Linked DNA regions of Homo sapiens: region 1 is linked to region 2. A link is a loop called in an ENCODE intact Hi-C map of the cell type or tissue named here. Cell type or tissue: IMR-90. All regions are shown on one strand. Each heading gives the region's core, and the rest is flanking DNA. Links, peaks and the distances in the headings are about the cores only.

The links. A loop is a pair of places that touch in the nucleus more often than their neighbours do. Peaks named below come from ENCODE experiments on the same cell type or tissue, not always from the same donor. Only the 100,000 strongest peaks of a DNase experiment are listed, where the experiment ranks them.
Region 1: it touches region 2 in a loop (3.0-fold over the local background); 2 of 110 quality-filtered maps call a loop at or near these places.

What each region holds. Positions count from the first base shown.
Region 1 is chr7:91,377,307-91,389,532 of GRCh38, forward strand. The region is part of intron 3 of LINC02932 (long intergenic non-protein coding RNA 2932); the gene reads left to right. LOC101927473 (a long non-coding RNA gene) reads right to left here and starts at 3,557. Exons shown (of 3, transcript XR_001744964.2): 1 at 3,439-3,557. In IMR-90, for the core only: no CTCF peak of the experiment used is centred there; a DNase peak (open chromatin) is centred at 6,075; H3K27ac peaks cover 631 bases.
Region 2 is chr7:91,083,669-91,095,894 of GRCh38, forward strand. The region is part of intron 12 of CDK14 (cyclin dependent kinase 14); the gene reads left to right. Among named protein-coding and RNA genes, the nearest start is that of FZD1, 170 kb to the right of the region's middle. In IMR-90, for the core only: a CTCF peak has its summit at 5,877 (motif pointing right); no DNase peak of the experiment used is centred there; H3K4me3 peaks cover 203 bases.

The DNA.
Region 1 (12,226 bases), core at 1,328-9,327, 290 kb after region 2:
TCTAATACGTTGTTATTTTTAAAAGGGACAAAAGACATGAAGTGGACAGAGCACACCTGTCTTATCTCATTAGACTGGGGATGTGTTCTCTGCATCACAGGAGGTCCCCACATTGGAAAGTCTGTGAGCTGACATTGAAATTTCAAAAGAACCTATGCTTTTAACCTACTGAATAATGTTTGAACCAAAAGATTCTTAAAACATAGATACATATTAGTTCCCTCCCAATGTCCTATAGTTCTATAGTTGTTCAGATAAGGAACTGTTGGTGATGACTAGAATGACAACAGAAGGCTTTGTGGAGTAGACGAGAACTGAACCTGAATAGGTGGGCAGAAGCAATGTAAATAGGACTTTGTATGCAATTAGGACAAATAAAGAAAGCAGAAAGGAATCAGGAAGCCCTGCATGAATGAATGGACCAGCCTGGTGGGATGGAGAGATGGATTGGAACTCGGTAGTGAGGTAGCATGGAAATGCAGATTAAGACCAGATCCTCAAGGAAATACTTGAGTGCCAGGAAAAGAAGGGAAGCCCTGGTTTTTTAGCAAATGAAAGTCTTGATTTTGAGCCAAGCTTTCTGAGCAAACCAAGGCAAATGAAGCCTTGGTATTTGAGCCTTGGATTTAGAGAGATTAACATTCTAGTTTGAGGAGCAGGATTTGGTACAAAGAGACATCCAGCAAAGACAGACCATAGGAAGAGCCACTACAGTAATCCAGAGTTGAGGTAAACGAGCACACCAACCAGAGTGATGCAGTGGGAACTGAAAGGGAAAAATAAATATGAAGGCTTTTAAGAGACAGCGCACCCTCAACTAGGGGCAATCTGATCAGCCGCATTGTATTTATGTGCTGTGTCTTGAACCAGTTAATTTGCCCTTCAGATGTGTCTTTCCTGAATATGCAAATTCTCATTAAGATACATGCCATATGCCTGCTTTGAAGCTAAGTCAGACCCCACCTAACGCTGGCCTTTACCTCTTTTTTCTCATTGGGTAATCAGCTCACTGAAGCAGATGTTACTTCCCAACTCCAGAGATGCCAACAGCCTCAGAAAGAAATGGATTATAGAACTGGGGTCTGCACTCAGCATGATCCAAATATGGAAATCAAACTGAGGCCTTCTTAGGCTCTGTGCTTGGCAATAAAAATGAAAAAGGGCTTAATGTTGGGCCTCAAAAGACACTGTGGTTACCAGGGCTTAGTGGGCACATTTACTTGCCCACAGAAGGTCTTGCCAATTAACACTAATGGTGTGCTTTCAATTTACCTTCACGGATTAATTTGACAAATATTTATTGGCTGCGTACCAGGCATCAAACAAGGCAGTGGGGATAAAAAGATGCAAAGGGCACAGTTCTTGACTTTGATAGAGTTTCCTGCTGAGTGGGGGAAGACAGACCTATAAACAAGTAAATAATATTACACTGGAGTGCTCTGCCCTCTGCTTGTCCTCTGAGCACCCAAAATTGTAATAATCTGATGCTGTAGAGAGAGAGAGTTTGGGATTAAGGTCTTCACACTGCATACTTTTCAATAATCACTTAGAAAGTCAAGAAGCCACATATAAATAAATACCTTACACTAAATCTTTTTTTGAATAGAAGCAAAAATGAAAACTGGCCAGGTGCAGTGGCTCATGCCTGTAATCCCAGCACTTTGGGAGGCTGAGGCAGGTGGATCACCTGAGGTCAGGAGGTTGAGACCAGCCTGGCCAACATGGTGAAACCCCATCTTTACTAAAAATACAAAAATTAGCCAGCCATGGTGGTGTGCACCTGTAGTCCCAGCTACTTGGGAGGCTGAGGTAGGAGAATCCATTGAGCCCAGGGGGCAGAGGTTGCAGTGAGCTGAGATCGAGCCACTGCACTCCAGCCTGGGCAACAGAGCAAGACTCTGTCTCAGAAAAAAAAAGAAAAAGAAAGAAAGAAAAGAAAGAAAGAAAACTTGCAATCAGCAAGTCCTCACTAAAATCTGGAAGGTTTCCCCAGCATGATTTTGCCTAGGGTCTTTATTTAACTGGTGTGGTTACACTGTCTAATGTTCCTTATTTTTCAGAAGCATTGAACTTCACGATGTGGAGGCCCCTATTCTCAGACCCTAGAGTGAGTCAGACTGCCCACGCTTAGTGGTGGAGAATTCCAACAGTCAGCAATAGGTACAGTGGGAACTGGAAAGAAGATAGCCTGAACTGTTAGTGAAATCCTTATGCAGGAGTTGTGAAAGTATAGTCTAGTGGGGTTTTGGCTGGGAAGTTTAGGAGAAATGAATAGCTTGTTTGTGAATATTTAATCTGCTCTGTGAATTATAATCATTTCTTTACAGTCAGAATCCTGTCCCTCAATAGGTATTTCTTCCCAGGGACCACAACAGAAGTACATCTTAGGAAAAGGTCAACCCAGGATCACCAAGTAAAGCACAGATTTTGTTGTTAGTCATTTAATTTATGCTCATCTGTAACGAACTGTTTGTCTTTGCTAAGAATTAAAACCATATATCATTACGAGTCTTTGCTTTTGTTTTACAGTTTTTTTATTTTTTCAGTTAAAATGAGGTGGTTTCTAGGGATGAAGGATATGCAAGGTTGAGATTGGAGAGGGCTAACAAAATGGATGTGGACTGGAAGTAAATGCTGTAATTATATTGGCTTTAAGGATTATTTTAAACCTTAGGAGGAAAGGAATGTATTGAGAACTTTGTTTGTTTGTTTGTTTGTTTGTTTTAATAGAAACTGTAGATAGCATGTCTCTAAATAGTTTCAGGTTAGTTTCCTTGAAAAGTATACTGCCTCGTTTCCTTCCTCATATCCTTGTTAGGTTTTGCTTAGTAATAATGTGAGGGGCCAAAAAAGCTTTTAAAGCTGATTTCCTTCACTTTGTAATTCCTTGCCAAGAACTAGAGTTCTGATTGTCCATGCCCTCTTCAGTCTCCTGGCTATTTATGAAAATATAAAATGAAACAAAGTGCACATGCCCCCTCCCCCCAACACACACACACACACACACACACACACACACACAGCATGCGAGAGCCTAGTGCAAGAGAGCACCACAGAAAAATATGTTCACATTAATTTAATTGCACTAAAACTGGAAGTATTCAGAGGAATAATAAATCCTATTAGATTATTTTCTTGTCCTCAAAGAGAGGTGCCTGCCAATCAACAGCCCTTTACAGAGAGTTAAGTCATACCTTGCAACTGGGCCTGCTAGAGACAGGACCTGGATCTCAAGCACCAGCCAAAATCTGTCCATGGAGGCTGGAAATGCTGAGGTGGAATCACAGGACTTTTGTGTTCCGTGGTTTTCAAGTGAACGTAAATAATTCAAACATAAATAATTCAACAGCTGTGTTTCACTCCAGTGGAGTCCCCCAAATATTCACCCATTCCACAACTCATTTAAAGGAGTACACACCCAAGTAATTAGTGAATTACCCATTTCAGCTTGTGTAGCCAGGTGCCAAGAGGTGGTCTTATGTAGATGTCAGGCGATTACTTAACATGTTGAGTTGAGGCAAATCTACAGTTTCTCTTCTTGCTGATCTTATGACTTTTTCTCTGTTAATCAAAAGATCCCAGAAAGTTGTATGAATCACCAAGGCACTGGAAAACATCAGTACAACACATGTTGAGTCCAAGGTGCCCAAGGTCTAAATTATTTTCTAGTAATGGTGTTTCCACCTAGCTTAACATATTAAAGCATAACTTACCAGCCTCCCAATAAGTCTAATCTGTCTCTTCCTGGGAGGATGAGAGAGAGAGAGAGAGCAGGAGAGAGCAAGAGAGAGTGAAGTCAAGAGAAAGAGAGAGAGAACCATTCTCTTTATTCAAATCCAAAGGGCTTCATTTACCATCTATTAGAAGAATTGACTTTCATATTCCTTGGAGTTCTACCCAAGTCAACCAGAGGGAAGGTTAAAGACTCACTCATTTAGGCTGGGTGCAGTGGCTCACACCTGTAACCCCAGCACTTTGGGAGGCAGAGGCAGGAGAATCGCTTAAGGCCAGGAGTTCAAGACCAGCCTGGCCAACATGGTGAAACCCCGTCTCTACTAAAATACAAAAATTAGTTGGATGTGGTGGTGCACACCTGTAGTTCCAGCTACTCTGGAGCCTGAGGCATGAGAATTGCTTGAACCCAGGAGGCTGAGGTTGCAGTGAGCCAAGATCGCACCACCGCACTACAGCCTGGGTGACGGAGCAAGACTCTGTCTCAAAAAATCAAACAAACAAAAACAACTCATTCAATAAATATTGTGGGGGTACCTACAACATTTCAGCCCTTACAAATTGTTAGTGGAAAAAGACAAATATAGCACTTGGCTTCATAGTCTAGACTTCCACAAATCTGCATTGTTCGCCCAGTAGAAGGGCTAGATTCAAATTATGCACAAGGAATTGAAACAAAATGAGGTATGCACTAAAAAGGTGACCAGGGAAGCAAAGGGTCTGGGGATGCCACATGAAGAACATTTGAAGGAAATTGGGAAGTTTAGGAACGTTGTAGATATTATTCTCTGTGGTTCAAGAGGGTATATCCAAGACAAAAAGGTGGTGGATGTCAGTTCAATATAGAAATGGTATAACATCTACAGCCATCCCAGAACAGAATAAGCTGCTTTGAAAGGTGGCAAGAGCTCCATTCCTGTGTTCAGGTAGCCGCCATTTCAGACATCACTACTCAGTGGTCTTGTGGAGAGATTTTTATTTTTCAAGTCTCACTCTCTCATCTAGGCTAGAGTGCAGTGGCACAATGATAGCTCACTGTAACCTTGAACTCCTGGGCTCAAGCCATCTTCCCATCTCGGCCTCCCAAAGGGCTGGGATTATAGGCATAAGCCACTGCAACTAGTCAATGTGGAGACATCTTTTCATTAGGCAAATGTTTTTGTATCAGATGACGTCTAGTGAACCTTCCAATTCTGTGATTCTACAGTTCTGTACACCTGATGGCTAGTGACCACAGAAGCTACCAACTCCATTAAGCAATTCATTCTTCAGCCTGAGCATCCTAAATCCAGTCAAGCAGAGGACTGGAGAGACTCTATTCCAGGTAGAACAATGCAATATAGCAATAGAAACTGCTCTCTCTTCTTACCTTCCTCTTACCACAGATTCACTCTTAAAGATCTTCTCTCTGGAGAGATGGTCACTGACCAACAGTTTTATGGAAGGGGTTTTCAAAGTTGAATAGTAATTTGTTCAAAGATACATAGCTTTTGGTGGCAGAGCCCAAACAATAAGTTCCTCTGTTTGAGTTCAGTTCCTTGTCTATGACAGACAGAACGTAAATGGTAGACTTTGAATCATGTTCTGAAGAGCAAAACGACGGGAATATTTTACTGTGTCTGAGTCACATGCTGAGCCTTCGACATGGATTCATGTAGTCCAACTTCCAGTACCTATTTAATTCTAGAATGTTCCAGCTGCAGTTTTTGGAGTTGCCTAGCTGAAAGATTCTGAACAGAAAAATCCTAGACTTCTTTCCCTACATGTGCAACTCTTCTTTTTCCTCCTTTCTTCCAACTCAAACTTTGAGGTTCCATAACTATTTACATAATCAGACACTTTGTTTCAGAAACAGCACAACTAATGTCTTCATGAAGTAATACCTTGCAAATGCTCAAAACCTCAAAACATTGTTCAAACCTCTATTCGCACTCTCTCTTTTTCATGAAAAGAACAATTAAAGAGATTTTAGGGGGAGGATCTGGCACATAACACCCTTAACCACCTTTCAGGGTGTTTTCTTTGAAGAATATGATTACAGCTGTTCAAACTTTAAATTATTTACATTGAGCAAAAGCTTTGATTTTTAAAAGTCATATGACTTTATATAAACTAAAAAATGGCAAAGGATCAAAACTTGGCATTTTTCACAGACACATATTGCCCATGGGCTGTAGCCCCTGAAGGGTGCTCGCTGGGGCCTTGGATTGGTGGGAAATGATAAACGAAAACTGAAGAATGAGAATTTTGCCTATTGAGTCATAGTGGGTTGCAGCTGAGTTTGAAAACAGCAGGTCATCATCAGAAAGGTTTATGTGAAATCTAATGAATCAGAAAGAGAAAGCGAGGGGAAATAGTTTCTTTTCATACGGGGCCAGATTCTCATCTGATGTAAGTCTTGGAGAATTAGCCGACATATGGAAATTATCCCCATGTGGTCATATGGGATAGTAGTATGAGGAATCGTTAAAGGAACAGGAATATTTAGCTTTGCAAAGAGAAGATCTGGAAAGAGGGACAGATCCCTCTTTTCAAATATTTGGAAGGTTAGCATGTGGAGAAGGGAGTATTGTGTGTTGCTCTCAAGGGCAACACAGGGTCAATGAATAGACATTGGAAAGACAGGCTGTGGTTTAATATTCTCTTGTCTCCCAGTAGGGCCTCAGAGCATGGCTGTTTCCTCACAGCAAGATAGGCTTCTGTGGCAGGACAGGAAACTGTTTGTGGAGCCTCCCACTGGCAACTGGGATGGGAGTTGAGGAGACTGACCTAGCTCTTGGACTGACAGTAGAGTTTCAGCCTACCAGGCATGGCTTGACTCCAAAGGCAACGTCCATATGCAGTTTAGGCAAACAGGCAGCAAGGAGGAATGGAAGGCACCCAGGCTTTAGAGTTAGGCAGGTCTAAGTTGAAACCCTGGCCCTGTCATTTATTGTCTGTGTAAACTTGGGTAAGTTGCTTGGCTTCTCTGAGCTGCAGTTTCCTGATCTGTACAATGGGGATAACCTCACCTGTCTTAATGGACATCTGTTGTTTCTGTCTACTCAGCATTTCCTCTTCCTGCTTTAGTAGAAGCATCTTAATTTCTCCCAAGTCAAATAGAGCCTCAGTGTCAATCAAGATGACTTATCTACCATGGACAGTCAAGCTTTTCCTCCCTAGGATTTTAATCTTAAGCAGAGTGACCCAAGGATGAAAAGTAGTTGAAGTTTATTCCTTCTGAGGATGGCATTATAAAGAGGTGTCCATCAATTTCACCAGTTCCTGTGGCCTGAATTTCCTGAGTTTCGAAGTTGCTGCCTCCTTCTTGGGGCCTAGTTGTTCAGCTTCTTTTATTCTATGAGCCTCCTCATTTTCTTCTGATAGATTGTGTTTTTGCTTAAGCTAGCTGAATCAATTTCTGTGGTTTGCAAAAACAAAATAACTGTATCTATATTCCTACTTTAATAGGGTCACTGGGAGGATTAAATGAGAAAACATACATAATCTTCTGATATAGCCCCAATGTCTGGCACATAATGTGTGGTCTTTAATGGTAGCTTTTTTGACTATTGGGTACCGTGGGCCCAAGATGAGGGGAGAACAGTTCTAACAGGTGGATACATCATCTGGGATATCTATTCTCAAATATTAGGCCCCAGCAACTATCTGGTGTAAAGAACTTGTTAACCACTAAAGTTGGCCTGACCATGAGATTAGGTGGAACTTCCTAGCTCTGGAAGTAATCAAGCTTAGATTCAAGGCCCTCATCAGAAGGCCATAGAGAGGCTCTCATATTGAGACTGAGGCCTTTATGGTCTCTTCCAACTCTCTGTGATTCCAGGTAATGGATACTCCAACTGCAGTAAGCTAGTGTGCAGGGATGGGAGCCTCAGGTCACCCTAGCAGCCAGGAAACACTTTTAAATCCTGATTTTACTTGATCCCTTGTCATTTGGCATTGTTAATCATCTGTTCTTCCTAGCTTTCCTGTGCTACTCCTCCTTGCTGATTTTCCTCCTATCTCGTTGACAGTGCCTTTTCATGTGATGTTCCCTCTGCTCTTAATGCCTTTCTTTACTTCAACCATCAGGCTAACTCCTATTTGTCTTTCAAGATTGAGCTTAAGGCCTCGGTCTATCCTGAAGCCTTCCATCTCACCCTCGTCACACTAGCCTCCCTTCCTCCTCCTCTCCCCAGTGTGCTTCAGTACCCTCTGTTCCAGTAGTTAGCACACCAGGTTTTCATAGCTAATTCCATGCCCCCCACCCATCTTACCCATAGGAAAAAGACCTTACACCATACTTTTGGGTCTTATTTGGTGTGTGTTTGTGTGTGTGTATGTGTGTATGTTGGATGTCATTTTTCTTTTTGTTTTAAACAGGCTCTCATTTTGTTACCCAAGCTGGTGGCATGATCTTGGCTCACTATAGCCTTGACATCCCAGGCTCAAGCAATTTATGGAGAGATGTGCTTTCACCATGTTGCCCAGTCTGGTCTTGAACTCCTGACCTCAAGTAATACACCCTCCTTGGCCTCCCAAAGTGCTGGGATTACAGGTGTGTGCCACCATGCCCAGCACCAGTTATTCTTATAGTTGGAAACCCAATTAATGCAAATGTACCCAAATGGGGCAGATTGAAAACTTTTTAACGATTCCAACTTACCTGACTTTACTGGCAAGGAACACAGTCAGGACCTAGATAGTGATTCAACCTGAGAGGCTAGTGAGCAGACAGATGAACCAGATTGACTGAATATTTCAAGCTGGCACCTTAGTTTCCTGCCCTAGGTATCTCCATCTTTAGATAATTTTCAACGTGTTTTCCCCAGAATCAGAGATTACAGGATAGTTCATGTAAAGTACATTTGAACGTGCATATCCTGGTCTTACACAAACTGTCCCAACTCAAAACTTTTGCCACTTGAGCCCAAGGAGAACAGAACATATTATGTAATTATTTTGCCTTCATTAGTTAAGGGATTTGTAACATGATTAGTTGTTTTCATCTCTGTAGTCCATAATTTTATGCCTAACTTTAAAACAAAGCCAAAAGCAAAACTCCCACTAGCATGGCTTTATTCAGTCCGAGTTTGTTTTCTTGGTCATTTGTGATCCTCCCTACTGATGAAGAATGTGATAGTTTCTCACCATAATGTGTACCAAAACCAGAAACATTTAGAAGACTTGTAATTACTCTTACTAGTTAAATTAATCTTAGTTCTTACATTAGAGAAAAATGTGCCTCTCCTTATCCTCTGAATTATGAGCTCCCAGGATAAGGGCTGTGGTATAGGGAGAGGTTGGGACATTAGTGTCTCTCTCCTGTCATCCCAAGCTTCAGTCTTACCCATGCCTCAGAGAAGGAGCAGGGTGAAGCAGGCACTGGCCTGTCCACCAGGGCACATTCAGATTGTCAGAAGGAAGGTTTTCCTGCCTGAGCACACACCCTGAGTGCCCACCCTCAGCAATAGTACTGGGCATGGGCCCATCAAGGAAAAAGGAGAAGAGTGTTCATGTTTCTTCCATAAAACAGGCCTGCTCTGGGTTTCTGGGAACTGCAGGATTTCATCTCTGTCCCACAAGTCATGACACCTGCAGCAGCCAAGGAGCTGTTTGCCAGAAGGAAGCCAGGCTGTTTTGCTAGGATGAGAGAAGACTTGGAGATAGCTTATAAAATGGAAAGACACATGAGAGTTGTCTTCAAAAGAGATTAGGCTAATTCTCCATGGTCACATGAGGCAGAACTCCAGGGTAGATCTATTTCCACTCAATGTGGTGGATATCTTTCTATCCAACAGAGCTGTTCAAAGAGGAAAAGGGCTGTCTTGGAAGGGACTGTGCTCTCTCTCCCTGAAAAGCTTCAGCCAGACACTGGGAGCCCACCTCATGGAGAAGTAGAGGGGGGACCGTAGAAACCTGGGGAGTGACTGGGCTACAAGACCATGGAGATTCCTTTCTTCCTCAAAAATGTAAGAAACCACAGTCTTGGAGCCTGTCAGAGAAGAAGAATAAATTATCTTTTTCTTAAAATATGTTTGTGGGATCTTCATGAGCGTGTTAGGGAACATCAGAGTGATTTTGATCATTAACCAAAGAGAGCCCACTAAAAGAAAAACATACACATTGCCATAGTAAGCTGGCAGGAGTCTGAGATACAATCCCAGATTCACAGTGCATTCGACACACACTAGACAGCATCTAGAACTATTTTTATCAGGTATTCTGATTTGCCTGCTATGCACACAGCACTATTGTAGGTATTGGAAGAGTTACAAGATGTTTATGGCCCAAAGAAAGTGTAATGTATATGGAGAAAGACATTTTTACTAACCCAAAACTTAAAATCAACATTGAGAAAATTGTGAACATATCCAAATATGAAAGAAAAGGGAGCAATCAAAGAGGATCTCAGCTGTAACTTAAAAGGTTAGGCTTCCCTGGGTCCCTTTCATACCTGCATTTAAGTGTCCTACGGGTGTGGGCCTATAATGTGACAACCCACATCCCCTTCTTGTTCCTCCCCTGGGCCTGATCAGGGTTTGAGGTAGGGTGAAATGACGAAGATCTCTCTTCTTGGTGGAGGATTTTGCTTTCACACAACAATATTTTAGTTGATTATAGTAGCTCATGAAAATACTTGACTTCACTCCACTGATCTCTTTCTTCTTATGCCCATATTGCTTTATTAATACTTGGCCTCCACTTCCCCACAGACTGGCACAGAGGGCAATCATGGGACAGGCAGCGAAAGTGCCTGGAGGAAGACAGAAAACAGTTTCTACTCCCCACACCCATAGGATGTGCCTCTACTTCCCACTGTCCAGGTGATGTTAAGCCTCACAATGCCAGATGAAGCCAGGGAAAGTGTCCAGGCCCAGTGGTCTTCTATCTGACTGTGCTAAACACATGGACATGCACATTATGAGTACACACACACACACATGCACACACACTTTTACATTAATGTTTGAGAAAAATAATACTTTGTTAAATCCAGTCACATTTCAACCAAATACCAGAGGACACATTTCCAAAGCAGAAGTTGCTGCTTGATTTTGTAGACTTTTAGATCAGATGTAGAAAAACACCAAGACTACAGGGCTTATATTCCAGAGAGGGTCATGAGAAGGAAGGAAGGTGTAAGCCGGGAAGAATGCTTGACAAACAATTTCAATGGAGCTTTGTATTTTCAAAGAAGTTTTAAATCATGAAGCAGCCCACCCAGCTATCCTGAAAAAATAGGTCAGCACAATATTTTCACAGGTGAGGAAACTGAGATACAGTGTTCAGTGGCTCACCCAACATGTATGAGTAGGGTAGAAACACAATTTATGAATTTCCATCTGGAGACTCAGTCAGCTAGGCTGTCTTATTCCCAGAAAGAGAAAATACAAGCATTTAGCAAATTTTATATTTTTATATGCTAACTATGCTAAAGCACCACTGCTGTAGACCAAGAAATCTCGAGGTGATAGCATACCAAAGGGTAGGGTTTGAAGCTCATGATTCTTCTCCAACCTCGTTTCCTGTTCAAATGCTCTTTTGTTGGGATATAGTGGCCGAAGCTGTTGCTGGAGAATCAGGAGGACTGGATTCTAGGATTAAGCTGTATGACTTCTCTTTTTTTTTTTTTTCTTTGAGATGGAGTCTCGCTCTGTCACCCAGACTGGAGTGCAGTGGTGCAATCTCGGCTCACTGCAACCTCCGCCTCCCGGGTTCACGCCATTCTCCTGCCTCAGCCTCCCGAGTAGCTGGGACCACAGTTGCCCGCCACCATACCTGGCTAATTTTATTTTTGTATTTTTAGTAGAGACAGGGAAGCTGTATGACTTTTCAAGAGTCATTTAAAATTTCTTAGACTTGCTTTTTCATCCTCAAAAGGAAGGTAATACTTTTGAAAGTTATTTGAAAAATGGAAAAAATAAAAATAAAAAAGTTAAATTGCCCATCATTCCACTGCACTTTTTGAAGCATATATGTATACATAAAAAGAAGTGGCACTGGGGCAGGCACAGTGGCTCACACCTGTAATCCTAGCACTTTGGAAGGCTAAGACAGGAGGATCACTTGAGGCCAGGAGTTCGAGATCAACCTGGCCAACATGGTGAAACCCCATCTCTACTAAAAATAAAAAAAATTAGCCAGGTGTGGTGGCTCAAATTTGTAGTCCCAGCTACTTGGGAGGCTGAGGCACAAGAATTGCTTGAACCTGGGAGGTGGAGGTTGCAGTGAGTCAAGATAGTGCCATGGTACTGCAGCCTGGGTGACAGAGAGAGGTTCTGACTCAAATAAATAAATTAATTAATTAATTAAATTAAATAAAAATAAGAAGTGGTACTTCCCCCTTTCTAGCACAACAATACCATCCCAAAGCTTGATTCATATCTTTCTAGGCTCATATAAATTCACAATTATATAAATATGCAAAATTTCTATTTTTGTGATTTTTTATTTATTTTTTATTTTTTTTAAATTTATTATTATTATACTTTAAGTTTTAGGGTACATGTGC
Region 2 (12,226 bases), core at 2,064-10,063:
AGCAGCTCTTCTAGGAAATTGCAGATAGGATTCTTGAAAGGAAAAAGAGGAGGACCTAAAATAGGAGATGCTTTCCAGGCCCTGGTGGGAGTCCTAGAGAGCCTTGGAAAAGACAATAAAGATCTGTCCAAAGATTCAGGTTGCAAGCAGGTGCCAGGAGGACAAAGAGAAAACTATCTGAGTGGAAGATGGTAAATTTGCCAAAGGCCTAGCCCTGATCACTAGCAGTGGCAACAGCATAAATGTGAAAGCATATGAAACGGACATAGTCAAAGGCCTGACATGCAACTCATCTCCACAGATATAGTTGTGATGGAACTAACAGTTAGCCTTTTGCAATGTACATTGTCACATCCCCACATATGCTTATGGCAGTCTTTTGAGGTAGGGCAGATATTATCATCTTGATTGTATAGCCTAAAATTAAAAACAGGCTTATGAGATCAAATGATCAGCACAATTGAAAATAACAACTAGGAATATATGTACTCCAGTGAATCTTATGAAGGGAATATTATCCATTTTAAAACCCCATATTCATGGGAGCTTATCAATATCTAATTTTATTTTGTTCTCGCCGCAGCCATGGGTGGGGATATCTCTTCTGGGACCTGATGTCATTCCCCATCTAGATTTCATGCAGCCAGGAGAGCTGGGACAGAACAGAAGCCTGACTTCCTCTGTCCTGGGGAAAACAGTGTTTGCAGCTGGCTGACTGCCCACACCACCAACTTGGGCCTCTCCTGCCCACTGCTGGGTAATGCACCATGGGAAAAAGGCTGGCTTTGTGACAGTCTAAGTGCCAGAGATGACAGGCCTGCCTGCTACCCACTCACACCCTACCAGTGAGGTTTGTCACCTCTTCCACACAGCTCCCACTGCCCCCAAGAGGTTAAGCCCTGTCATTTTGTGTCATTGCCAGATTTCTTATCCATGTCTCTTTTTTTGTAGCAAAGAATTCAGTGTCATTAATAACCCCTGGTGATGGCCAAGGGCAGGCCCCATGCTATTTGTTATCTGTTGGACACGCGTTTTTTGATCCCCTTCTGATAGACAGAAAATACCCATCTTCTCTCTTACTAATTGGCAGTATGTGCCAGGCTTGGGAGTTGGCAACAGCCATTGCTTTTCATCCTTTCAGATTACGTGTTGGACTCCTCATCCAAAAGTGCACGCTTACGATGCGGCTAATACCTTCCTCCTGCCATCCAGCTCATTAAGGAATAAAACCCAACCCTACTTCTGAAGTGGCACAGAGCTTCTAGAGGCAGCTGGGCTGCTCATTTCCCTGAAAGGAGGAGATGGAATTAGGCTTTCTCGAAGTCTTCTCCAAACAGATTCTAGAAGCATAAACTGTAGGAGTTCCTCTGTTCTCCCAAATATGCCATGGGTGTTTGTATTCTGCGACTGCCATAACAAATTACCACACATTTATTGGTGTAGAATAGTACAAACATGTTACCTTACAGTACTGTCAGGCAGAAGTCTGGAAGAGCTGAGCTGATTTCTTTTCTCTGGGTCTCACAAGGCCAAAATCAAGATGTTGACCAACTTGGGGTTTTATCTAGAGGCTTTCGGGGAGAATTTACTCCCATGCTCATGCAGGTTGTTGGCAGAATTCAGTTCCTTGGGGGGTATGGCTGAGGTCTCACTTCCTTGCTCGCTGTCTCCACCCGCTCAACGCCTCCTGCATGCTTCATCACATAGCCACCTTCTCCATCAAACAAGCTTCTGATCTCTCTGACTTCCTGTCTGCCCCATTTCCTCTGCCTCCAGCAGGAGAAAGTTCTCTGCTTCTGAAGGTTCATGTAATTAGATTGGGCCCACCTGGTTAATCCAGGTTACTCTCTCTGTACAGTCCCTTTTGCTGTGAAAAGTTACCTGTTCACCAGCTTCAGGGGTTAACAGGTGGACATCTTTGGGGGCCATTTTGCTTATCAGAAGTGGGTACTAGAGTTTCCCATTCAATCCGGAGTCATGGAGTGAAGCAGAGCACAGGGGAGCAAATCCAGTCCTAGCCAGGTCAGACACCGTCTATTTTGCCTGGTCTCTGACCCATCAGGTAACAGGCATAGGCTTCTGACTTCAAGTTGCCTGGTTCACAACTGGTATCTTTAAAATTATGTATAAGGAAGAAATCAGTTTTTATCTCTAGCACAGAGGAAAAAGAGATTATGCTCAAGAAGGCCGCTGGCCTCTGAGGTAACTGAAAGTTTGGCCCGACATTTCTAGGTCTGTGCTGACAAATGCAGTAGCCATTAGGCCTCTGTGGTTCCAGGGCACTTAAAATGTGACTACTGTGATTTAGGAACTGAATTTTTTTACTATATTTAAATGTAATTAACAAGAGTTAAGGGCCACATGTGGTTGGTTGCTGCCATATTGGGTGACACAATTCTAGATCATTTAAATGCTCGTCAGTGTAATACAAATGTGGATGTCTGCTGCTTTGGAAACACTACACTAAAGAGTCATTGCATTTTGCACTCAAGTGTCCAGAGATCTTGCTTTTTATTTTTGCTTCTCACCCCTATCTTTTATTTGTAAACACCCTGAGTATAATAGCTCTGGAGTACCCAATAAGCATAATAAATCTGCAGGGGGAATAGTGGAAATATCAAAGAACATCAAGCAGACATTCCTTTCCCTGCCTCCTCCCCTCCAGAAGCCACGCTGTTCCCTCCTGAGGGGCGCAGCCTGTTGCAAGTGTCTCTATTCCTTTCTCCTTCTTGTGTTGTCTCTCTCTCTTTTCTGTTGGGAACTGTTAGGGGTTAGACACACAGCTCTCTACCCTTTTTGAACTCCCTTAAGAATTCACCTCTCTGCTGTTGTTCCCGATCTCCTTGATCTCCCCTAACTCTACTCAGAAAACACCGTAAAGGCTCAGCTTCCTGTTCATCACATATGAGATGCTATTGAGAGGGGCTCCATTTTCTAAATAAGCCTTCCAAATAAAGAGCTGATCCAGGTCTTCCTCACTGGGCCCCTGTGGGTGTGTGTGTGTGTGTGTGTGTGTATATATCTTAATTCTTAAGTTTTAGGACATTGAAAACTACCACATTTTACAAAGTGAAGCATGAACAGAAATGCAGTCATTTTTACCTCTCCTTATGTAAAAGAAACACATGATATGTGATACCTTTCCTCAAATTTATTGATATCATTTTCATTTGATTAAGAAAATATTTACAAATTTAGTGAATGTTCAGCCTCAAAATAAAGATGAATATAAGAAGTCACTGGAGAAAAACACTATTCGCTTTTAGCGTTTTTGTTTTGTTTTTTTGCAGCTTTATTGCCCAGGCTGCAGTGGCATGATCATGGCTCACTACAGCCTTGACCTCCAGGGCTCAAGCAATCCTCCCACCTCAGCCTCCCAAGTAGCTGGGACTATAAGTACCTACCACCATCCCTAGCTAAGAAAGAGATGATTTTAACAACAATGTCATCCCTAGTATCCACTGTTACCCATTCCACCTTCTACTTATTTGATTTTCATGAAACAATATATCCCTCTCTTCATTTGGGGAGACTTTATAATACTGGGGCTCAATTTCTATTCATTGTGAGGATAGAGCTCCTAGAGTATTCTTATTAACACCTGCATCTAACATGTTGTGTACATAGTGGTCTTACTGACCTAAGAATATACCATCAATAAATAGTATTGACATAGCAAAGAAAAAAACAGAAGAGAGGAAGGAAGGTTGCACAAGCTAATTATTGACACAAATAGCAATTAAATGCTTGGAGCCAGCATCATCTTTGGTAGCATAGGAACCAGGTTCATCCCTAGTTCCACTACTGAGCTGTGTAATATTCAGGAAGCTCATTAACCTCTCTGAGCCTCAGCTTTTCAATTTGTATAACCTCTTGGCAGGATTATTGTTTAATCTTTAAGTAAGGTAAGGGTATAAATTACTGGGTACCTTACTAGACACAGTCCTTTGGCAAATATTAGTTTACCTCCCTTCTCTTTTTCAGTGCTCCCTGTCCTACCTCCCAGTGAGAGCGTTTCATTCAGCTCCGAATAAGCAATTACTCTTGAACATGGATACCACTCCTACATAGAGTCCCCAGACATCTTCTGGAATATTCTTTTTACCTTCTTAGGGGCACATGCTGAACTGCTTGGTCACCAAAACTTTTTTTTTTTAATGCTTGTTGTGTAAAAACAAGATTTCCCCTTCCTCAACAGTTTCTTCCTAAGAGTGGTGTGTTAACAAATAGCGTTGTACATAATTAATGCAATACTGTGATTTGTTCTTAGTCTTGAAACACATTTTATTAGACAGTTTTCCAAATTAGATTGAAAGAAACCCATAGACAGGTCACTGTTACCAAGTTCAAATGTCTATTGGACCTTTTCTTGTAATATAACCTGTACACAAACTGATGGATAACCCTAAGCCAGATGTGTGGGATCTGGGCATCCATTTGGCCCAGTCATTTCAGAGGTGAGACTAAAAGTAATTATCCTTGCTGTTTACAGCATTTAAAGGGGGAAGGTAGATGAATTATCTCTCAAAACACAATGAATAAAGGCTGGGAGCATGGCCATGCCATATCTGTTGTGGTGAGGAAAATGGGAAGGGGATTCTGAAAGTAACTGGCCTTTTTCTTTTAGACACTGAGCCACATCCATACCCTAAGGCACAGATCCCATGTTAAACGGTTATTTCCATCATGGCAGTGACATTTACTTTAACAACAGATTTCATTATGTCTTTAACAACAACAAAAATGCACTGAAAAGCCTGAAACACACACATACACAACTCCCAACACAATTATTTTTCTGTCTTCTCTGAAAGAATATTTTAAAATCATTTCAACATCTTTGGGATTTCAGAAAAATCTAGTATTGGTTTACAATGGAAGTCTCATAGAGTTTATATATATGTGTGTGTGTGTGTGTGTGTGTGGTTATTATTACTCAGACTATAAATGAGACAAATGAATAGAAATATTAAAGGGATCAATATTCTGGCCCTCATTATATTGTTATACAGCATATCTTTGTGTATCTCTATGTGAATTCTCTGCTAGTCCTCAGCTGTATTTAATCCCTCAAGACTTGATATACAAACATAATGCCAAATAGAGAACTTCCCTTAAATTATTCAAATCTCCCCATAAGTGATTTCCCACTCTTCCTGCAATAGAAAACATTTGATCATAAATTCAATTAAATCAGCCATCATCTTTGTGATGTTTGTCCAGCTAAATCCTTTAGTGACTAAACCAATAAACATACCAGCTGTGAGTGTGCATGTGTGTGTGTGAGTGTGTGTTTATGGCACAACTATTGCAAAAGAATCGATTTGAAGTAAAGATGAAGGGTAGTTCTCATTTCTTAGGCCAGATTTTAACTACTTCACTGAAGCCAGGGCTTAAAAGATTAAACTTTTAGGGATAAAATCATGTGTACTTCTTTAAATGCTTTGGCTTTTATTTGCTAATTTAGAACTGAGTTTTAATAAGTTTTAGATCAAAACTGATGTACTTTGGAGATGTTAGGAAAAGGCATCAAACCACGTCAACCATTCTTCCTTCTCTTTCTTCCCCAGCCTCTCCTCCCTAGTTAAAACAAAGAAAAAATGACTGTCGACATACTTTTAAGTTTCTCAGGGAAAACGGCATGATAGGACTATATTACTGTTTATAATTTCTTATATGTCTGTCGGCTGAAGAGGTAAAGTTTATCAGAGGCTTATAAATGTTGATTGCTTCTCATCTTGATTCTAAAGCCTTTTAGACACGCAGATATACCCAACCTCCTCCCCTCTTTTTCATCTTACCTTTACTAATGATCCTATTTGGATATAACTGAACCCTATTTATGCATCTTCACATATGTGTATATCCATGTGGCCTGTAGAGGGCAGCATGCTCTGAGGGGAAAAAAAAAAAAAAACAGGCAACTGTTTATCTCCGTAAAATATGAGATACGCAGCTATATATATATTTTCCGATAGCAAAACAAGTAAAATGTCTCTGTTAGAGAAGCCAGAGCTGCCCCATGCTTTGTCTGTCCCTCTCTGCCACGTTAGGTGTCTGTTTGGATGATGAATATTTTTTATGAATTGGCTCAGCCTACCTTGGAGGCTACTTAGGGATTACACCAGGCTCCATGCCTTTGCCACCAAATGGGACTAAGCACATCATTATATTTATAAAGATAAATACAAATGGAATTTTTTTCATTTGGCTCTCATTTCTTGTCACCCTTTACTGAAGTGTAGAATTTGAGTCAAGCTGTACCTATAGTTCTAATTTTATTTGGTAGTCAAGTGGGACTTTACCTTCCTATCTTAGAATTCTGCTGTCTCACATCCTTTGCTTTTAGCTTGTGACTGCCAAAAAATTCTAGTGCCTTTTATTTTTCCCAAGAAAATGAAAAACATTTCCACAGGGACATTTTCTGTTCAGAGTAGACGTTGGGCTTAAAGCTGGGCTCCTTCCTTTGCCTGCCTCACACTTCTTTGGGGTGAGTCCCTGATCAGGACCCCTTCTCTGTTGCCACATTCATTGATTTTCTCAATCCAGTCTCTACCGTTCATCTAAAGAGGCAAATCCTCCCATTGTGTGAACTACACTATTCCTTTATGAGAATGTAGAAATTTCTAGAAGCTGCGTTACATATTTTAAGGATATAGAGCAGTACTGTCCAATAGATCTTTATGCATTGACAAGAATGTTCGCTATCTTCACTTTCCAGTATGGTAACCACTAGCCACGTGTGGCTATTGAGTAATTTAAAATGTGGCTAGTGCAATTGAGGAACTGAATTTTTAATTTCATTTAATTTTTATTAGTTTAAATTTAAATAACCACATGTGGCTAGAGACTACCAAATTGCGTGGTGCAAGATAGAACATAACTTCTGATCAGCTTGAAGCAAGTGTTTTACCATAATGTGTTGTGAGGTGAATTAGGATTTTCAGCTAAAAACCTCCTGCCCAAGTTTTTATTTTTGCACTTATTTCTTTATTATATAGCTATAGGCTTAAATCCAAATCCTATGACTCTGCCCCAGGATTTGCTTTCTCTCAGAACATCCGAGAGATTTTCCATTTTCAAATTCTTCGATTTTGTTGAATATTGAATGTCTCTCTCTTGGGTATCCAGAATGGAGTTTCAAAGCATGGCATTTCGGCAGCACTGATTCTGTAGGCGCTGGCCATTTCACAGTCTAAGCTCTGTCACTCGTCACCTGTTTGTATCTAGTGTTCCTAAATATAGAAACACAACTTAGTAAATGTGCTAAAATGTGTCGGGCTACATAGAAGCTTGACACCCAGCTCATTAACTAAGTTGGTTTTGTTTGTGTGTGTGTGTGTGTGTGTGTGTATGAGCAGCTGTTTACATTGACTACAAATAAAGCGTAGGTTTGTATCATCCTTTTTGAAATGACCTCAATATTATTTTGAAAATGTTCTTGTCGCCAGGTGTGGTGGCTTAAGCCTGTAATCCCAGCACTTTGAGAGGCCAAGGTGGACAGATCACTTGAGTCCAGGAGTTTGGGATGAGACTAGGTGACATGACAAGACCCTATCTGTAAAAAATTTATCTGTAAAAAAAATATTTTATTTATTTATTTATATAAATATATATGTATATATTTTTATATATACATATATAATTTATGTATACACATATGTGTATACATATATGTGTATATAAATTATATATACATATATACATATATAATTTATATACACATATGTATATAAATTGTATATACATATATACATATATAATTTATATACACATATGTATATAATTTATATATAATATATATACATATATGTATATGTAGTTTATATATTTTATATATATATATATAAATTAGCCAGGCATGGTGGCATATGCCTGTAGTCCCAGCTACTTGGGAGGCTGAGGCAGGGGGATCATTTGAGCCTGGAATGCAGAGGTTGCAGTGAGCCAAGATCATACCATTGCACTCTAGCCTGGGCGACAGAGCAAAACCCTGTCAAAGAAAAAGAGAAAGGGAGAAGGAAGGAAGGAAGGAAGGAGGGAGGGAAGGAAAGAAGGAAGGAAGGAAGGAAGGAAGGAAGGAAGGAAGGAAGGAAGTAAGTTATTTTAAGCTCCCAAGTAATCAGATGAGTTTTTTTTTCTCTCTTTCATTTCTTTAAATACTTCCATATCTTTACATATGATCTGCAAATGCCTGTCTTCAGTTTCCTACATTATGCCGATATTGTTAGTTTTAAGACATCAGTAGACTGGTTTTTTTTGCCACCAGCTTCTGATTCATGTTAGAGATATACCCGAAAACCTGCATGTACCTGGAAGTTATAAGTAGTTGGACCCCAGATGATACTCAATGTGCAGCGTTTTAATCCTATTTATTTGTCTTTCTTTTATTTCAGTTATAAAGGTGAAAATGCTGATCAAAAAGATAAAAAGCTCTAGCAATCATGCCAATTTGGGTTTTCTTAAAGCCACAGATATGAAATGTCACCTTTCCATTATAAATCATTTTATATAAACAGCCAGATGTAGAGTTAAAGTCAGGAATAAAGGACTGTGAAACAAAGGTTGTGCTCAGTTCCAGTAAAAGATAGCCTCAGCCTATTTTATGCTCACCATCAAACCACACTTTGGAGCATCTGTGCCCCCAGATCTACAACCTCCTCCACATGAGAGAGGAATGTAGGGTCTGCTGGGAGTCATACTATAAGAATAATTTGACCAGCCTCTTGGAAAAACCTAGGCATCCTCTTACCACAGGGCATGACAGAGAGAAATAGAGGCCATGAAGCTTTTAGCAGTGTTTTTTAGTAATGAACTTTAAGACTGGGCTCCCATGCACAAAGCAAGTTCCCTGCCATTGTAAGATTGGTAGCCTTTCCGTTGATGAACATGCGAATTATCGCAGAAAAATCGTTTCACTAAAGTTTCTACAATGTAGCAACTGTTTCTGTGTTGGGAACAGCCAATTGCAAACTCCAGAAGTACTTTAGGCTGTTTGATAATAGCATTTCAGTCAAATGCAGATTCAGATAAGCATAGAGAGAGAAAATGAAAAGTCAAAGGCAAGGACTTGCAACTAGAAGGAGAACACGAGGTACCACTACTTAACTCTTCCTCATAACATAGAGTTGAAATACATCCTGCAGATTTGTTGTTAAAAGTCACTCCTTAAATTACACATTCACATTCTAATGTAGAAGGAAACGATCTTTTTGAAAGAATATCCGTTGAAAGAAATACATGAATTTTTGTTCTAATTATTTGAAAATCCCTCCTCCAATGTTTTCATATTTATTGCATACATCACAGAGTAAATAAATTATTTGCCAGGACTTGAACTGCAGAACAAAAATGACAAACAAAAATTTTATGCATACTAACTTTAGCACCTGCCATGTAAGACTTTGCAGTATTTTCTCCCTAAACACACATCACAGTTACTCAGAATTCTAGCAGATTTCAGTTTGATACTCTGCAGCTCTGAGGACTGGTTCAGATGTGTGCGTGTCACTCTATTTGGAAGTATTCGAGCATAAGGATTGGGAACGGGAAAAGAAGAATGAGGATGACCAAGTAGAAAGCATGCTTTTGCACTGTTGCGTTGATCAATCTGGACCTGAGGCCAGCATCCTGGTGCCTACTAGGCAGGAGGAAATCAAGATGTATAAAACTAAGGTAGGCCAGAGAAACAGGAACCAATCATGGTGGACCATAAAATGAGGAAGTCATTGGACATTTAGAAAAAGGACAAACAGAGTGGGCCTGAAGGGGAGATTGGCAAAGAGAGTAGTATACTTTAGTGTGTAACACAGCAAAACACAGTTACAAAATCTTCTTAAAATTTGGAGACAGATTCTGAAGCATATCTATCAAGAGAATGTTTCTATCTCAAGGTACTTAAAAGAATATTGAAAATATTTGTTCTTAAGGTACCTCACCATTATCTTATTTTAGCAAGCATTTAAAAACAGAACTACCATTTGACTCAGCAATTCCATTACTGTTTATATATCAAAAAAGAAAATAAATCATATTACCAAAATGGCATATGCACTCACATGTTCATCGTAGCACTGTTCACAATAGCAAATACATGGAATCAACCTAGGTGCCCATCAGTGTTGAACTGGATAAAGAAAATGTGGCACATATACATCATGGAATACTGTGCAGCCATAAAAAGAATGAAATCACATCCTTTGCAGCAACATGGATGCAGCTGGAGGCCATTAATGTTAAGTATATTAACATAGGAACAGAAAACCAAATATTGAATGTTCTCGCTTGTAACTGGGAGCTAAACATTGAGTATTCATGGACACAAAGATGGCAGCAATAGACACTGGGGACTATTGGGAGGAGGGGGAGGGGTAAAAGGGTTGAACAAGCACCTGTTGGTTACTATGCTAACTACCTGGGTAATGGGATCATTCGTACTCCAAACCTCAGCAACATGCAATTTACCCATGTAACAAACCTGCACGTGTACCCCCTGCACCTAAAATAAATTTACAAAAAAGGAAAAATAAATAAAAATTATGAGACCTTTTTCATATGAGTTCACTCATGATCTCAATCCTCTTTACTTCATGTTTTTTCCCATTAATTTTAAATTCTTCAATGAGGTTTCTCCTACCAAAATATTTTCAGGGATGTACTCTAATTTGGGAAAGAATATTGCAGTCCTAAGGGACTCTTTTAAGTCCATTTAGTAAGGTCAGTTTAATTTTTTACAAGTGTAGCGGTGGGGGAGAAGTGGTAATAGTGCAGTATGAAGTATCACTGGCTACACTTGTTCACGGCACACGTCTGTGCCTCACAGCATGCCAGAATGCTTTGTCTGTATCATCTCATTTAATCCCGAAAACAACTCTCAAATTGTTTTCCTGGTAGGAGCATCTAAGTTTATTTTACAAATTTTATTTTCCTGTCTTCAGTTATTTTGTAGTCTCAAGAGCAGATCTAGGAAGTACCTGTCTCATTTGCCATTTTTATACCAAACAGGGCTGAGACTAGAGTGAGGCATGTAAGGTGCTCATCTTGGGTTCAGAATTTAGGTGGTGTGAAGAAAAATCTCAGCGATCAAGATAAATAACACTTTAATGCAATATTTCAAAAACTCGAAAGATAGCTTCAGTACCTTGTATGCTCTCCATCAGACTACCCTTCATTAGCACCCAACCCCACATCCACAACCCACTTCTTCATAAACACCAATACTGGTGAGGTTATAGAAAAATGAGCCCATTCATTTACTGCGGATGTCCCTGTAAACTGGTAAATGTGAAAAACAATATGGAAACATCTGTTAGCGGCCATAAAGATGTCATGGAACATTCAAGAAATTTAATTTAGTATCTTGATGCTCTGGATGTTTGGGAATGCTGTTTCCACTCTTATAGAACTTATCTTCTAGAGTAGCGAGGACAGCAAACAAAAAATAGACAGTATAATCTCAAAGAGAGCTAAGTACATGAAGACAATAAAACAGAGCAATGTGATGAAAAAGAGCACTGGCAGCCTGTAAGCATATGAAAGCTGGGATTTTTACTTTTTTCTTAATCCGTGTCCTTAGCGCCTACAACAGAGCCTGTCCCATAGAAGGCACTCAGTTCATATTTGTTGAAGAATGAAAGTGCTTGGTGGTGAGAGTATAGTGAATGTGGGGAGAGTGAGAGAAGAGGAGACTGGTGAGTGAAAGCAGAGGCCAGCCAAGGAATGGCCCTGCAGGCCAGAGTTTGGGATTTTCCTTTACTTCCAACAGGAAACCTGAGGAATTATGTTTTGAACCTACCAATTTCACTTGTTAGTATTTCTCCCAAGGAAATAGATCAACCAAGTAAAAACCGAGTTGCCCCAAAATTCTCATTATTTTATTGTAGTTTAAAATTTTTAAAAAGACTTGGTATCAACTTAACCAAGATTAAAGGAATGGGGAAAGGTTTAACAAATCATGATTCAGCAACTCAGTGGAATATTACACAACAATGTTAGGAAATTACGTATGGAGATTTTAAAAACATAGGAAATTCTCCCTATGTTTCCTGGAAAAAGATTAATAAAAAATATATATACTAACATATTACTATAAAAAGTCTGTGGACTAGCTGTTACTGAAATGTAATATACAAGATGAAAATGGTTGTGATACAGTAGTAGAATTTTGGGTGATTATTTTTCTACTTTCCCAAAATTATCTTTAATATTGTCACATTATTTTAATAAC